Regions from separate parts of the Homo sapiens genome. Here region 2 is linked to region 1. A link is a loop called in an ENCODE intact Hi-C map of the cell type or tissue named here. Cell type or tissue: ascending aorta. All regions are shown on one strand.

The links. Hi-C counts contacts between places; a loop is a spot of excess contacts. Peaks named below come from ENCODE experiments on the same cell type or tissue, not always from the same donor. Only the 100,000 strongest peaks of a DNase experiment are listed, where the experiment ranks them.
Region 2: a loop joins it to region 1, with 3 times the contacts of the local background. A loop is called at or near these places in 7 of 110 quality-filtered maps.

The regions. Positions count from the first base shown.
Region 1 is chr11:119,726,491-119,734,490 of GRCh38, reverse strand. NECTIN1 (nectin cell adhesion molecule 1) reads left to right here and starts at 5,291. Exons shown (of 6, transcript NM_002855.5): 1 at 5,291-6,016. The coding sequence starts at 5,938. It overlaps NECTIN1-DT (NECTIN1 divergent transcript), which reads right to left and starts at 4,908. Exons shown (of 4, transcript NR_120587.1): 1 at 4,685-4,908; 2 at 741-834. RefSeq lists enhancers at 4,245-5,105, 5,106-5,967, 6,767-7,709 and silencers at 4,906-5,315, 5,376-5,695. In ascending aorta, CTCF peaks have their summits at 4,999 (motif pointing right) and 6,563; DNase peaks (open chromatin) are centred at 4,400, 4,990, 5,240, 5,600 and 2 weaker places; H3K4me3 peaks cover 3,767 bases; H3K27ac peaks cover 2,435 bases.
Region 2 is chr11:119,378,651-119,386,650 of GRCh38, reverse strand. USP2 (ubiquitin specific peptidase 2) reads left to right here and starts at 4,961. Exons shown (of 13, transcript NM_004205.5): 1 at 4,961-5,178. USP2-AS1 (USP2 antisense RNA 1) reads right to left here and starts at 4,873. Exons shown (of 4, transcript NR_034160.1): 1 at 4,743-4,873. RefSeq lists an enhancer at 4,894-5,883. In ascending aorta, a CTCF peak has its summit at 4,987 (motif pointing right); DNase peaks (open chromatin) are centred at 4,920 and 5,931; H3K4me3 peaks cover 1,615 bases; H3K27ac peaks cover 476 bases.

The DNA of each region.
Region 1 (8,000 bases):
TTTGGCCTTCTCAATTGTGAAGTCTGAAGCCGCTTTCCAACCTCTCTCTGCAGATAACTTCAGCTCCCACTGTACTGCAATGACCTTATTATAAACTTCCCCCTTCACTACTCCACCCCAAAACTTCCACCTTCACTACTCTCTTCACCTTCCCTCCAGGCTCAGAGAAAGATGGGTCTTCTCCTTTCCAAGGCTGACCCCTTCCCACCCTCAGTGCCCCCCAACCCAGGACTTGCTCCATAAATGACACCCTATTTCACTTCTTACACTTGCTTCTCCACTCCCTCACTGTCCACTAGCTCTTTTCCTTCTGACTACAAGATGCTCAGTAGCTTTTGATTTCCGATGAAAAAGGAGAAAATAAGCCTCTTGGTCTGTCTTGCTAACCCTCTCCGAGCTTCTCATCCACCTTGCTCATTCCGTCCGCCACCAAACTTCTCAAAAGCAGAGAGGATACCTGCTGCCTCTGCTTTTTCACCTTCCAGTTGCTCCTCCTCCCACTTTGATCTGGGTTCAGCCCCTGCCTAGTCACCAACATCCCTCTCTCAAAGGTCACTGGTGGTTTTGCCACTGCTTCCAAAGACCCCTTCTGATCCCCACCTGCTTTCTGCAGCATCAGACACTGTTAGCAACCTCCTCCACCTCCTCTATTAAATCCTCTTCTCACTTGGCTTCCATGACAACCCTCTCTCCTCACTCCCCTCCTCCTTCACTGACCAATCATCATCTGTCCATCCTACCCACGTTGTTGCCAGATTCATCTCCTGAAGCATAGCTCTGACAGTTCCCAATAAGTGCTTCTCTGTTCAGAAACTTTCCATGGCTCCCCACTGCCTGCAAAAATAAATAAATAAATAATGGAGTTGTAAAATCATGCAACTATATGTAATTCATAATATACAATAATCTGTCACGTTTTCAAACCTTTTTAAGCAGCAGAATCTTCAAAATCCATTAAGAGATATCTTTCTCAAAAGCCCAATTTTCAAGCACATGAAAACACATGCTCTTTAAATGTGGCTCCTGTTGAGCCCAGGAAATTCTAGGGTTTCCAAAACACAACTGGAAAACCAGTGAACAAATTAAACTCCTCAGTCTGCAGATGAGAAAACTGAGGTCCAGAGAGGGGAAGTGATTGGCAGAAAGTGGCACAGGATGTGAGTTAATCAACACATTTTCATTACAAGCCTATCAGGTACCAGGCATGTTCTAGGTGCCAGAGATATAGCAGAGAACAACAGCAACATGATCCCTGCCCTGGAGGAGCTGACAGTCTAATGGGGAGTGAATCAGGCACTATAAACCATCACGAAAGTGGTCCCAAGTATGCAAAGTCTATAGCAGGGGATGATTGGAAATCCCAGTGGCTCCTCCTTGAAGCCTCAGAGCAGGGTGAGATGAGGCTGCAGAAGCAGGCATGGGCCCCTTAGGCCTTGTTGAGGACTTGACACTGGTCTAAGAGTCTGGCAGGCCAAGAAATTGTTCCTGGGCATTGCAACTTGACCATCTGCATTTGAAAATAATCCACTACTAAATGTAATGTTGTATCCTGGATTAAATTGTGGAACAAAAAATAGACATTAGTGGGAAAAAACCTGGGGAAATCTGAATAAATTCTGTAGTTCAGTTAATAGTATTATACTAACACTAATTTCTTAGTTTTGATAGATGTACCATGGTTCTATAAGATGTTAACATTCAGGGAAGATGAATGAAGGGCATATGAAAACTCTGTACCATTTTCACAACTCTATTGCAAATCCAAAATTATTTCAAAATAAAGCTTGTAAAATATATATAAACCATTTTCAGGAAGGGGAAAACTGGATGTGGAGAGACAGATGACAATAATAATGATGACTAATACTTAGACAGTTTTTACTGTACACCAGGCATTGTTCCATGCACTTCACATGTTTGGCTCAAGGCTCATTTAATCCTCACAACTTCAAGAGGTAGGTGCTCTTATTTCTCCCTGTTTTACAGAGAAGGTACCTGAGCACAGAGAAGTTAAGTCACTTGCCCAAGGACACATAGCTATTGGGTGTCAGAGCTGGAGTTTAAGAATTCCAATCCAGGCAGATTAGCTCTCCAGAGTTCCATGTGCTGGACTGTTACATTTTACTCCCCATCTCAGTGCAGACTGGCTATACTGTCAGAAAGTATTGTAAAGACCAGGTAGAAATCATGAGTGCATGGACTAGATTAATAACAGGAGAAATGGAGCAATGTCACTAGACTTTATATATATATATATAAAGAATATATATATATAAAGGATATATATATATAAAGGATATATATATATATCTCAGGGGCATATCAGGGGCATATCAATGTCACTAGACTATATATATATATATAAAGGATATATATATATATATATATCTCAGGGGCAGAATCAACAAAATTGGAACATGGTGGTTCAGGAAGAGGTAAGAAGCAAGAGTGACTCCTGGGCTCACAGCTTAAGAGCAGGAACCAAAGCCTGCTTTCCTGCTGCTTGATCCTGTGTTTCTTCCCTGTCACTAAAGGAAACCTTCTGGTCCTTTTGCCTTCTGTTTGCGCCTACCTGTCCCTTTCTCTTATACATCTCTAAAACGCAAAACAAACTGGAATGCCTACTGTCCTAACACAGGTGGCACCTCTCCCACCTCCACGCACCTCCATGTTCTTGTACAAGCTGTTCCTTCCACTTAGGAGTCTCTCTCCTGCCTCTTTTGGTCCAAATCTGATCTGTCCTTCAGGGTCTCAGTTAAATGTCCCCTCCCCCAGCAACCTTCCCTGCTTGTTTAAAGATGATGAGTGAACAACCATACTATATCACTTACTTGCTTCCATCTTCTCCACCCAACCAATCCCCAGGCAGCCACATCTTCCCTGCTGGCCGCACCCTCTTTGGAAGCTCATTTAAGATCAGAGGATCAAAGAAGCCTGACCTAAAGATGGAGAGAGTGCAGCCGGGTACAGTGGCTCATGCCTGTAATCCCAGCACTTTGGGACACCAAGGAGGGCAGGTCACCTGAGGTCAGGAGTTCCAGACCAGCCTGGCCAACATGGAGAAACCCCGTCTCTACTAAAAATACAAAAATTAGCCGGGCGTGGTGGCACACACCTGTAATTCCAGCTACTCGGGAGGCTGAGACAGGAGAAACACTTGAACCTGGGAGACAGAGGTTGCAGTGAGGTGAGATGGCGCCACTGCACTCCAGCCTGGGCAACAGAGCAAGACTCTGTCTCAATGAAATAAAATAAAATAAAATTAAATTAAATTAAAATAAAATAAAATAAAATAAAATAAATAAAATAAAATAAAATAAAATAAAATAAAGATGGAGAGGATGGGAGGGTAAGAGCAGGGAACAAGAAGACATTGGTACATCTGGGATTGCCCCTTCAAACCATGCCTTCAGCTCCTGCAGTGTGCCTGGCACAGAGCTAAAGGCCATCACAATGAATTCAATTCAACCCTGGCCCTTAAAGCACTCAGCAGCCAGATGGGAGATTCCCAGCTGCCACAAACTAAATCTGATAGCGTGTTCCCCAGTTTAAAACCCTCCTAGCAGCTACCGGGCATGATTCACGAATCTGCAGACCTCTCCTTTCCTCAAGTCTTAGGCTCAGGCTAAACCAGTCAACCCTTTGTGGGCCCCCTACTCACCTGACTATTGCTTACCTTCATTCCTTTGCTCGTGCTGACCCTCTACCTTAAATCCAGTCTCTTTTATGTCTCTGCCCTCCAGCACTTACCTTGGTCTGATAGATGACTCACCGAGACCCTGTGTTCGCTTCCCTGAAGCCTTTACACCAACCCCACCCCGGGCTAAACTGGGCACTTTTTCTGTGACCCACCAAACCCACACAATCCCATATTAAATATTTGTTTACGACATCCGTTTCTATGTCTGTCTTCCCCCACCCTTCAACTAGATTGAGTTCCTTCAGGACAATGATGATGTCTCTGTATCCCCAAGCCAGGCACTGTGTTTTGACACAAAGAAAGCCCAGGTTACATTTGTTAAATGTAAAAGACCATACAGTGAGTGGGTGAGTGTTCATGACAATGCCAGATCTGACTACTTCCGCGAGAAACCGAGACACTCCAGGGCCGGATTCCAGACAGTGGGAATATGGCGCTGTCTTTGCCCCTTCTCCAGTGAGGAACCAGAATTTACGTGTTATCAGAAACAGCCACTTCCCCTCTGCTCCTGCCCGCCTAGAGGGCTGGGCAAAGGGTAGAGGGAGCAGTGTCCGGCCAGGGTCTGGGGAGAATTCGGCTCTCCTTAGTGGGAAACTCTGTCTGTCTTCCTCCCCCAGGGGGAGGGGATGGGGATAGGAGGACCAGAGTAAGGGGAAGAGGGAAGGCCCGGAGGGCGCAGTCGCCTTGGCAGAAATCCTACCACACCCGGATGTAGTGGGTGGTGAACGGGATGGGGCGGAGAGTCCCTGCCCTGCCAGGGACACTGACTGGACGATCCACTTTCGCGGGAATCCCACAAATCTCTCAAAACTAAGGTCCTGGAAACTGGAGGAGAGCTCGTTTTCAGGCTATGTTTGGGCAAGGGCGGGGCGCGGGGTGCTTCAATTTTTGGAAAAGGAACCCCCGAAGGGAGCAGGGATTAGAAAAGAAACTCTACCAGAAACCTCAGTGGGCCCGTCTCACCCACTCATGCCCACCACTGACTTCTCTGGCAGCTCCCCGTCGCCCCGCGCACCGCTGCCTCTCCGTGGAACGTCCAAGTGGTGCAGAGGAGAGGGATCTCCGGAGACTGGGTTCTGTTGCGAGCTATGCCACGTTCCGTCCCGGGCGGAACTCTTCTTTGGGCCTTTGTTTCCTCGTCTGTGAAATGGGGCCAGGGTGGGAGCAGAGGGCTTGCAGAAGCCCTGCCAGCTCCCACGCTGCTAGCCGGGATTCTCCATCCCGCCCTCTCCTCCACCGCCGCCCCCGGCCCGGTCCTAACTCCACCCCCACCCGCCGCGCCTCGGCGCCGCCGGCCGCTAGGGGTCACTGCCTGCCTTTGTCAGCGGAGGAGGAGGGCAGCCCGCGCTCCAGCCGGCTCCCCAGCTGGAAGGCGGCCGAGGGGTAGCTCCCGAGCGAGGGTCCTGAGCCGGACCCCGCAGCCCGCGCTCGCGATCCGCCTCTGCTTCGGTCGGGAAGGCGCGTGCGCTCGGGCTCCGACCGGGCCCCGGCGGGCGCGCATCGAGGCCAGGAGGGGGTTAACGCTAACCCCTCCCCTCTGGCTGACATCACGGGCGAGCGGGTGAGAGGCTGGAGCTCGGCGAGTGAGAGAAAGAGAGCGAGAGCAGCGAGCGCGGCTCCACATTGTTGCGGATCGCCGGCACCCGGCAGAGCGGCGGCGGCTGGGACGCGCGGCGCCTCCGACCCGTTCTCCTCGCGCCCGGCCGCGCAGCCAGAGCCACCCGGGCCGCCGACCGCCGAGCCCCGCGCCCGCCGCCTGGGCCCCGAGCCTTCTGCGCCGCCCGGGTGCGTCCCGCCACCCTCGGAGGACGGCCGGCCATGGACGCCTGCAAGTTGGAGCCGAGCGGGAGGGTGTGAGCGGGCCGGGGCCAGGAGCCCGCGCCGCGCAACCGGGCAGCCGGGCGCGCCGGGGGTGGGTCCCTCTCCCCAGCCCCGCTCTGCGTGGAAGAAGAGGGCGGGGACCGGCGCCGGGAGGAGAGCGGAGGAGGCGAAGGGGCATGACTCGTGCAACTTGCGGCGGGCATCTGCCGAGCCTCTGAGCCGGCGGCGGCCCGGGGCCCGGACTGCGGCCGCGCGGATCCCACCCAGCCCACCCCGCCCCGGCCGACGGCTGCAGCTGACCTGGATCCTTCGAGCGCCCGCCGACCGCCAGCGATCTTCCCTCATCTTCCGGGCTGGTTTCTGCTGCGCGAGGAGCGCTGCCCTCGCCGCCCCTCTCGCCGGACCCCCGGCCCCCGATGGCTCGGATGGGGCTTGCGGGCGCCGCTGGACGCTGGTGGGGACTCGCTCTCGGCTTGACCGCATTCTTCCTCCCAGGTAAGAGCGCTCACCTCTGCTGTCCCCACCCCCATCCAATGCCTCCCCGGGGCTGGGAGCCGGATGGCGGGCACGACTGGATTGTGGGGAGTGAAAGGAGCCAGAAAAGTTGGGTCACGGCTTGGGTAAAGGGGGTGGGAGGTGGCACGGCGGAGAAAGAGGTTGAGAAGCCGAACCGCCTGCCCTGCAGGGAAGCAGTCAGATGCACGTCTCTATGTAGCATGAAAGCACTTTCTCCGCTCAGTTCTTTACAAAAAATAATAATATGTAATAGCGTTCTGTTTATTTAATAACCAGCTCTCTGCTCGGGAAGCAGTTTGGAAACACTGCGTGTTACATAAATGCAAAATAATCACCGTAATCACCGTCTTGGGGTGGGAGACAACAGCCCCAGGGGGAGGGCGTCAGTCTCGGAGCTGCGGGTTTGGAGTATGGCGGGGGGGCTTCGTCTCTTTCGGCGGCCCCTTTGCCAGACGGCTCAGGACGCTCGGGCCCCCTCCCGCCCCACACCGCCCCACAGCGGGCGCGGAGAGTCGGCTGCTGCGGCAGAGGCGGCTCCTCGCTCACCTGCGGTTCCTTTCCTGGAGGGTGAGGCCGGGGCAGCCTCCTCCCGGCCTGGCGCGGGACCGGGCTCCCCCTCGGAACTCTGCTCCCAGCTCTGGGGGCTCTCCCTGGAGGAGACACCGCGGGCTTCCTGCCATCCAAGTAGCTGCATGACCCACTTTCCCGAGGGTGCCCCGCGTGTCCTTCCTCGAGGTGCGGGCTGCCGGCAGCCGAGGGGTTAACCTCGCGCCCGACCCCGGGGTGGCCCTGGTGGCCCATTCTGACGGGTGGGGTGGGGACGGAGGCTGGGACCAGCCCAGGCATATTGTGCTGGGGAATGAACTGGAAAATGCGTTTAGGAGGCAAATCCGACCGAGTCCCCTCGCCTGGATTTAACCCTTTGTGTCCCTGGGGAAGCTGCCGAGCTCGCCGGCTGACTGGACACCAAGCGTGGGTCAAGGGGTGTGGGGAGTTCCTCCAGCTCTCTGGGTAGAAACCAGAGACGACCTGCAGCTCTAGCAAGATGGGATTTTGGGGAGGGGGGCGGATCTTGACTGGAGCACGTGGTCCCCGCCTTGGGGTGGCAGAATAGGGGGTCAGTGTACAGAGACCATCTCCTCGTGGGGCAGGAATATTAGATCCCGAGTTCCTGCAATGTGCTTTGCCGCAGAATGGCCAGGCAGTTTGTTATCGAGGGAACAGTCTGGCTGCCTAGTTCCGGGGCTAGGGTGCACTCCTGGAAGGCAGAAGCCTGGCCTCATTCCCTTCTATGCCTCTTCTGCTGCCAGCCAGCTCACTACGAGGGCCCCGCCAATCTCACTAAGTGGTGGATGTCTGGGAAGCAGTTTGTGAAAGCCAGTACTGGGGTGCCTCCACCCGTGAAGCCTGGGGTGCTGCCCTGCTCGATGTGGGGGGTGGGGAAAATCCAGGGCTCACAGGTGTCACTGCCCACCCTGCCCCCAGAGGGTGGTCTTGGTGAGAGTGAGAGGTCTTCTCACACTGGATGGCCTGGGAAGCCAGCCAGAGATACAGAAGTTCGGGCTCTAGGACTTGCCTGGCCATGGGGATTTGAGCTTCCAGGAACCCTTCAATTACATATGTCCACATCCGGAACCCAGAGAAACGAGAGCTTCCCAGAGCTCTGGTTGGTCCAGCACACTAGGGGTTAACGTAATCCTGGGATGGACAAAGGGTGGTGGGAAGGGTTGGGAGAAGGGGAAGGAACTCACCCTATTCTCCTTCCTTTTGTTATTCTCTTTCCCCAGCTTTGTGATTCCTTCATGGTTAATTCCTTCATTGGGGGCTAGAGGCCTGCTGTGCTCCACCCACTCAGGAAGTGGGAGCAGGGAGGTGAACTCACCTGGCTCAAGGTGGATACAACCCCTGCCAAAAATCTACATGAAAGGGTGGGATGCAGAGAAAGGAACCAGGGTTGAGAGAG
Region 2 (8,000 bases), 350 kb after region 1:
GCCACCACGCCCAGCTAATTTTTTTGTATTTTCAGTAGAGACGGGGTTTCAGTGTGTTAGCCAGGATGGTCTCGATCTCCTGACCTTGTGATCCGCCCACCTCGGCCTCCCAAAGTGCTGGGATTACAGGCGTGAGCCACCGCGCCCGGCCTATCTTTTTTTTTTTTTTTTAAGTGGCAATGTCTCCCTATGTTGCCCAAGCTGGACTCAAACTCCTGAGCTCAAGCCATCCTCCCACCTCAGCCTCCCAGGCAGCTAGGACCACAGGCACATGCTACCATGCCCAGCCTCACTTTTGTAAATATATGAAGAAACAGATATAAATGTTTCATGTCTCACAGCTAGGAGCCAGAGAAATCAGAAGTTATCCCAGTAAATCTACAACCTTCACATATAACAACCACTGTGCTATACGCTGCTCTGAAAGGAGGATAAAGGAACATCAGGGGAAAAGGAGAATGAGAAGGTGACAGCTGTCAGGAGGAAAACCAGAAAAGCAGTGTGTCCACAAAACCTAAAGGAGGACACAGCTGAGGGAGGAAATGGTTGGAGGTATCAGATTTGTAGGTGGTCAAGTGCCTGATTACAACTAAAAAGTGCCCATTGGATTTAGCATCTAGATCAGTAATGATGCCTAACAGAAGAGTCCTGAGGTTGGAGGGAGAGCAGATGTGTTGTGGATGCTGCATAGACTAGGAGGTAGGAAATATAGCATGCACAACTCTGCCAAGAGAATTGTGAAGAGGGGAGAGCTAGAACCTAAGTTAAAGATTTTCATTTTTTAAAGAGGAAGGGTGTGGAGCCTTTTATATGTCAAAGGAAAAGTCAGTAGAAAATGGAAGTTTTAAAGAGATAGGACTCCAAACATGTGCAAGCAATTGTGAGTGGGATGTGATTGGAGACACTTTCAAATCATGATTTCTAACCTCAGCTGGGCCCCTGATGCTACCTGACAACCACACTGCATTTGTGGGAATTCGAGTCCAGTCACTGCCCCACTCTCTCACACAGTAGTTCTCAAAGGGTCATCCCCATACAGGCGACTGCAGCATCACCCGGAACTTGTTAGAAATGCAGATTCCTGGGCCCATCCTAGACCTACTGAATCAGAACGTCTGGGGGAAAGGAGGGCTTTTTTTTTTTTTCTTTTGAGATAGCATCTCACCCTGTAGCTCAGGCTGGAGTGCAGTGGCACAATCACAGCTCACTGCAGCCTTGAGCTCCCAGGCTCAAGCAATCCTCCCATCTCAGCCTCCTGAGTAGCTGGACCACAAGCGCACACCACCACACCTGGCTGATTTTTTTATTTTTTGTAGAGATGGGGTCTCTCTATGTTGCCCAGGCTGTGGGAGGGCTTTAATAGGCTCTCTAGGTGGTTTTGATACACACTAAAGTTTGAGAATCACTGTTCTCAGTGACTTTAGAACTCCACCTCTAGGTTCAAACTTCTAAGCCTTTCCCCTTCATCCTCACAGTCAGCTGACCCTGCTTCCTAATTCACTAAGAGAAAAAAAAAAAAAGGCTACAAAGAGATAATATCCACCAGCTTCCCCCACATCAATCCGCCTTCCCACATCTATGCCCAAATATCGTGCCTTCTCTCTTTTTACTTTTCATGAGCCATCAGTCCTCTAACCAAAGCCAGCCCCTCTGCTTCTGGACTCTGTCCAATCCCTTCTCCCCTCATCAGGGACATTTCTTCAGACATTCTCCTCACTCCCCACTGCATTGTCAATCTTCACTCTCTACTGCCTCTTCCCCATCAGCATATAACATATAACTATTTTTTCCCACTTAAAAAGTTTTCTTGACCTCGCTTCTCCTTTTAGCTCCCATCCAATTTCTCTCCTTCCTTTACAAGAAAACTCCTCCAAAGAGTTGTCTATACTGCTGCCATCCCTCTCCTCCCATTCTTTCTTAAACTCATCCGCAATCAGACTTTTACCCCCACCACTCCACCAAAACTGTTCTCGTCAAAATCACCAATGACCTTCAATCAATTATCTTTGCTCTATATACTTTCCAGTAGGGGGGCAAGGGAGGGACAAAACATAAAACAAAAAAAAAATCAATCAATCAATTCTCAAACTCATCTTACATAATTTATGGGCCACATTTGACACAATTGACCTTTCCCTCCTCCTTGGTAAGTTTCCTTCTCTTGGCCTTTAGCATACCACCATCTCCTGGGATTTTTTCCTCTCTACACTGGTCCTATGCCTCCATCTCTCTGACAGTTCCAACTGATCTCAAGCTCATATTGGAGAGCTCCAGAATTAAGTCCTTGCACATCTTTTCTATCTACACTTGCTCCCTTGGTAATTCTTCTCATCTCCTGGCTTTAAATAACTTCCATATGCTGATGACTCTCAATCTTTTATCGCCAGCCCAGACCACACCAAACTTGCATATGCAGCTGCTTTCTTGACATCTCCATTTTGATGCCTAGTAGACATATGTTTTTTGTTTTTTGTTTTGAAACTGTGTCTTGCTCTGTCGCCCAGGCTGGAGTACAGTGGCACCATCTCGGCTCACCGAAACCTCTGCCTCCCAGGTTCAAGCGATTATCCTACCATAGCCTTCCCCTCCTCAGTTAAAGTTCAGGTGAAAAATTCCTCCCTCCTCCCCACACTGCCTAATTCATCAGAAAATCCTGTTAGTCCACATTCAAAATACTTCCAAAATCCACCACTTTGCATCACCTGTCCTGCTACCACACTAACCAGACGCTCACAATGACCTCCTAAATGGTCTCCCGCTTCTGCTCTCTTCAGAGCTGTTCTCTACACAGTAGCAAAAGGTATTTTGTTAAAACAAAAATCAGATCCGTGTCCCTCCTCTGCTCAAAACAAACTTGTCCAACCCACAGTATGCAGGCCACATGTGGCCCAGGATGGCTTTGAATGTGGCCCCACACAAATTCGTAAACTTTCTTAAAACATTATGAGTTTTTTTTAAAGCTCATCAGCTATCTTTAGTGTTAGTGTATTTTATGTGTGGCCCAAAACAATAATTCTTCTTCTACCATAACCCAGGGAAGCCAAAAGATTGGACAACCCTGTTTCAAAACCTTCCAGTAGCTTCATAAAAGCCAAAGTCCTCAGAATGGCCTTGGGGACCTACAGGCTGGGTCCTTCTCTGACCTCTCTGATCGCGTCTCCCACTCTTTCCCTATCTTTCTCTCTCTTCACTCCAGCCACATTGACTTTGTTCTTCCTCGAAAGTGGCAGGTCGCTCCCACCTCAGGACCTTTACTTTTACTCTTCTCTCTGCCTAGAACATTCTTTCCCCACATTTATGTGTAGTTCACGCCTAGCCTCCCTCAGGTCACTTGAATGTTACCTTCTCCGAACGCACCTCCTCCTTGCTTGATGTGCCCCATAGCTCTTAGCATCATCTAACATATTACATATTCTACTTATTTAGTCCTGCTTCTACTAGAATGTAAGCTCCCTGAGGGCAGGGATTGTGCCTGTTTTGTTCCCTGCTATATCCCCAGTTTCTAGAAGAGTGACTGGCATGTCCAATATCCATCTGTAAAATGAAGTGATGGAATGAGGGCCCTAAGGAAATATAACATGGTGAAACCCCATCTCTACTAAATACAAAAAATTAGCTGGGGCCGGGTGCAGTGGCTCACACCTGTAATCCCAGCACTTTGGGGGTCTGAGGCTGGTGGATCACCTGAGGTCAGGAGTTCAAGACCAGCCTGACCAACACGGTGAAACCCTGTCTCTACTAAAAATTCAAAAATTAGCCAGGCGTGGTGGTGGGCTCCTGTAATCCCAGCTACTCGGGGGAGGCTGAGGCACAAGAATCACTTGAACCCGGGAGGAGGAGGTTGCAGTGAGCCGAGATTATGCCATTGCACTCCAGCCTGGACAACAGAGCAAGACTCTATAAAAAAAAAATCGGCCTGGCGTGGTGGCGCACGCCTGTAATCCCAGCTACTTGGGAGGCTGAGGCAGAATTGCTTGAACCTGGAGGTTGCAGTGAGCTGAGATCGCGCCATTGCACTCCAGCCTTGGCAACAAGAGCGACGACACTCCGTCTCAAAAAAACAAAAAACAAAAACAAAAACAAAACAAGAGTTGAAATCAAGAAGGGAATCGTGCCTTGGACAAGAACAGGGGTGCCTCTTTCACTGCTCCTGATAAGAATGGATTCAGACATGTTTGTAGGTAGAAATTTAAGAATTCCCCTCTTGATTGCGTCTGATTTCTCTGGGAAATAGAAGAGAAGGAAGGACTTGAGGAGAGTAGCGATGGAGAGAGAGATCTATGGTGAAGATGGGAGGAGTTAACGGCAGCTGCAAGGGTTGATGGAGCAGCTGAAGTTGAAAACCTGGATTCGCCTTGGTACCCAGCTACCTGGTTGTGCGATTTTCCTCATCAACATCGGGGGAGTCGGGAGAAGGTTACATAAAAGGAATGGGAGCAGCAAAAATTCAAGTTTTGTCTCGGCTTTTTCTTGAAAAGACCAAAGAGAATTCTTTCATTGACTCAGTGCCTCCGTTTACCCACTCAGGCATTCATCACTAATCACTGGTCCCATGAAAGTAAAATGAGCGGAGAGTGTCTTTGACAGCAGAGAAAAAGAGAAGAGGCTGAGGAACAGGACCTCCCCCAGCCCAGTGAGAAGGGGAGTGGGGGACGTTTAGCCTTCCCTAAAAACTGAAAGTTGATACGCCCCAGGGCTCAAGTTCCGAGCCTTCTCCCATGACGCCTCTTCTTTCCCAATACCTTCCAGCTGCCCCGTCGTGTGACATTCCAGTCCACCTCTGTTCCTGCTCCACCCGCTCCAAACTCGCGTGCTTTTCCTCCACGTGGTTCTCTGTGTATATCGGTTGCCTGGGTGGCCCCAGCCGGAGGCCGGGCTCTAATGACGCCACAGTAGGAACAAGCCAATAGCCGTGACGCGACTCAGTGACGCGAGACGCGGGGTGTGGCTCTGCCGGCCCAGGCGCGATGAGGCGGCTGCCCGCTGGGTGGCGCCGATTTCCCGGGGAGGTCCCTTCTGGGCCCCCGGCGGAGGTGGGAGAGAGTCAGGCAGGAGCCGAGGCCGGGGAGCCCTCTTCGTCAGCTGGTGCTCACTGCGCCGCGCCAGCGCCAGCCGGGACTCACCCGCAGCTCCATGCTTGTGCCCGGTTCGACTCGTCCATACTCCAAGAAGAGGCAGGTACGTGCCACCTGTCGGGGATCCGGGAGGGGGGATTCGGGGATCAGTGCCGGTTTGGAGCTCAGAAAGTAAGGTGTCCACGACATTCTGGGCAGAGTGGACACTAGAAATATAGGGAGAGAGCCGGCTGTGCAGGGACGCTCCAGCTGTGTCTGCCAGTTGTGTGAGGGCTGCCTGCTGACAGCCCAGGGTGCCAGGAAGAGCCAACTGTGTGCTGATCAGTGTATTCTAAGGAAATGCTGCTTTGGCGGGTCCTCCTCGCTGTGCCCCGTGTATATCGGTGGTATGTGGCCTGAGCGACACTGACAAACCCCCTCCCCACGTGTGCGTGCAGCTCACTCGCTGCTCTTAAAGCTCCCCGGTCAGTTTGCTAAAGGGGGTTAGGGGCGGGGGTTGGGCAACAATTAAGCGGAAGGGGAGATTTTCCACCAATCCCAAACCAGAAAGAGGCAGCTTTGAAATTCTCACCAGTCCCAAACCAGAAGCAGGCACGCGGTGCTCCGGAGAGAGCAACTTCTCAACAGTCAAGGGAAGCCCTAGCCAACCCATTCTAGCCCTTCCCTGAAGAGTGAACATCCTACCTCCTGACCTGGCTGCCTTTAGAATGGGACTGAGCTGGAGGTAGTGGTAGGGGCTGCTCACCTCCCCTGGAATGGGCATGAGAACATCCCCCAGATGGACCCCCGTAAAGCAGAGGAAAGGAGAGCTGATTGGGCTAAGGTCGAGGCAGGCCCCCTCCTTTGATGCTGTAGATGCATGTCAGACTGGAGTCAGAATGAGGACTGGAATGAGGGCGTCCTCTGAAGTGCATCATTAGGACCTGGGCTGAGTCAGTAGCCTGTGCTAAGACAGGGTGGAGGCACCAGGCTGGGTACTCCCAGTCCTCGGGGAGAGCCATCGAGAAACGTCCTGGGAGCAGACAAGTGCACCAAGGCCAGAGAGGCTAAGAACCCCGTTCCTTCCTCTTGTGACCCTGCCCAGCCCGGCTCTGTGGCCCTGGAATCCTGAGCCCTCCCACAGGTAGAGTGGAACCACCCCAGAGGGGCCAAGCATTCTCCTGGTGGCCTGGGGGAAGCTGCACTTGCCGTATTTTTCTAGGCAAAGGGGGAAGGAGCCCAGATGGGCTTGGCCTTTCTCTGCTTGGTGGACTGGACGTCTAGGAAGATGGCAAGCCTTGTTTGCCCTTCCCAGTTATGGGACATGGTCAGTTCAGAAAACCAAGGGACTGTTCTCTGGCATTAGAAAGGCACACTTCCGGCCGGGAGCAGTGGCTCAAAGTGCAGTAATCCCAGCACTTTGGGAGGCCAAGGCGGGCGGATCACAAGGTCAGGAAATCGAGACCATCCTGGCTAACACGGTGAAACCCCATCTCTACTAAAATTACAAAAAAATTAGCCGGGCGTGCTGGCGGGAGCCTGTAGTCCCAGCTACTCGGGAGGCTGAGGCAGGAGAATGGCGTGAACCCAGGATGCGGAGCTTGCAGTGAGCCAAGATCGCGCCACTGCACTGCAGCCTGGGCGACGGAGACTCCGTCTCAAAAAAAAAAAAAAAAAAAGAGAAAGGAACACTTCCCCAGGAGTAACCCTCCTTTTCTCCCTAGGAAGGTTCACCTGGTAAGGCGCTATTATTAATAATACCACTAATTATAATAAGAAGTGGAAGTATTCAATATAATCATCAATGTTTATTGAACTCTATGGGCCATGAAATTTACAAATATTATTTTATTTAATCCTCACAACTGAGATAGACCACTATTATTACTATTAGTCCCGTTTTGCAGATTAAATAGCTAAGGTTCAGAGAACTTAAGTGACTTATCCACTATTTCAGAGCCAATAAGGGAAAGAACTAGCCTCCAATCCCAGGCCTAGAAGTCCATTAGAAAAGAATATTGGACTGAAACCTGAGTACTAGTCCCCTTTCTGCTTCTCGCTATCTGCACATGCCCTTGAGCAAGCTGCTTTCTTTCTCTAGGTCTACTCTATCTCAAAATTAAGAGTGGGGCTAACTGTATGGCTTCTTCCTGTTCTCTAATTCTGTGACTGACTGCTCTGGAAAATCCACTTTCTCCATATTTTTGTCTCAAGTTCCACCCCCACCCCTCTGTGCTCTTTTCAATGCTCTTTCCTCTTGAATCTCCCGATTGTTCCCCTTCAAAATGCCCCCCTTCCAAGAGTCCTCACAGACCTCCTTGGCTGGCACTGGCCCGAAAGGGCAGCCCCTCAAGGTGAGCACGCCACTGCCCCTTTAATTCTCCTGGGGCTTGGAATGCAAGTGAGTTGCACTCGCCATCTCTGCGAGTCTGCGAGGTCAGATAAGATACTATATATATCGGAGTCAGTAACCTGAGCTCCGGATTACCCAGCCCAGAGTCAGGCTCCAGCTTCTGGGCTTTCCACTGCATTCCCTGCCCTGCTGGGGAAGGAGAAGCCCCCAGCTCCCATCCAGTGCCCCTGGACACAGGTCAGTAGCTGCCCCTTTGGTATCTGAGCTTCTCTGGGACTCTACCTAGAGGAAAGACATCAGTGAATCTGGGAGAGCATGTGAGAGGCCACCCCATTGGGCCCGGTGGGTGTCAGGGGCAAGACCAAAGGCTCCTCCGGAGGCTGAGAACAGAGGAAAGATGACGCCCTAGAGGAGAAGGAAGGAGACCGGGGCTCTCCCCTTGGGAGGGGGCACCAGGAGAGTACCTGGGCAGAGGTGCTTGGAAAAGAGAATTTAAGGATCCCAATACTACCTGGAGGCCCATTTCTTTGCCTTGTCTTGGAAGTGTATAGATGCCCACCCACTCACAACCCCAAATCAAGGAGCACCCTATA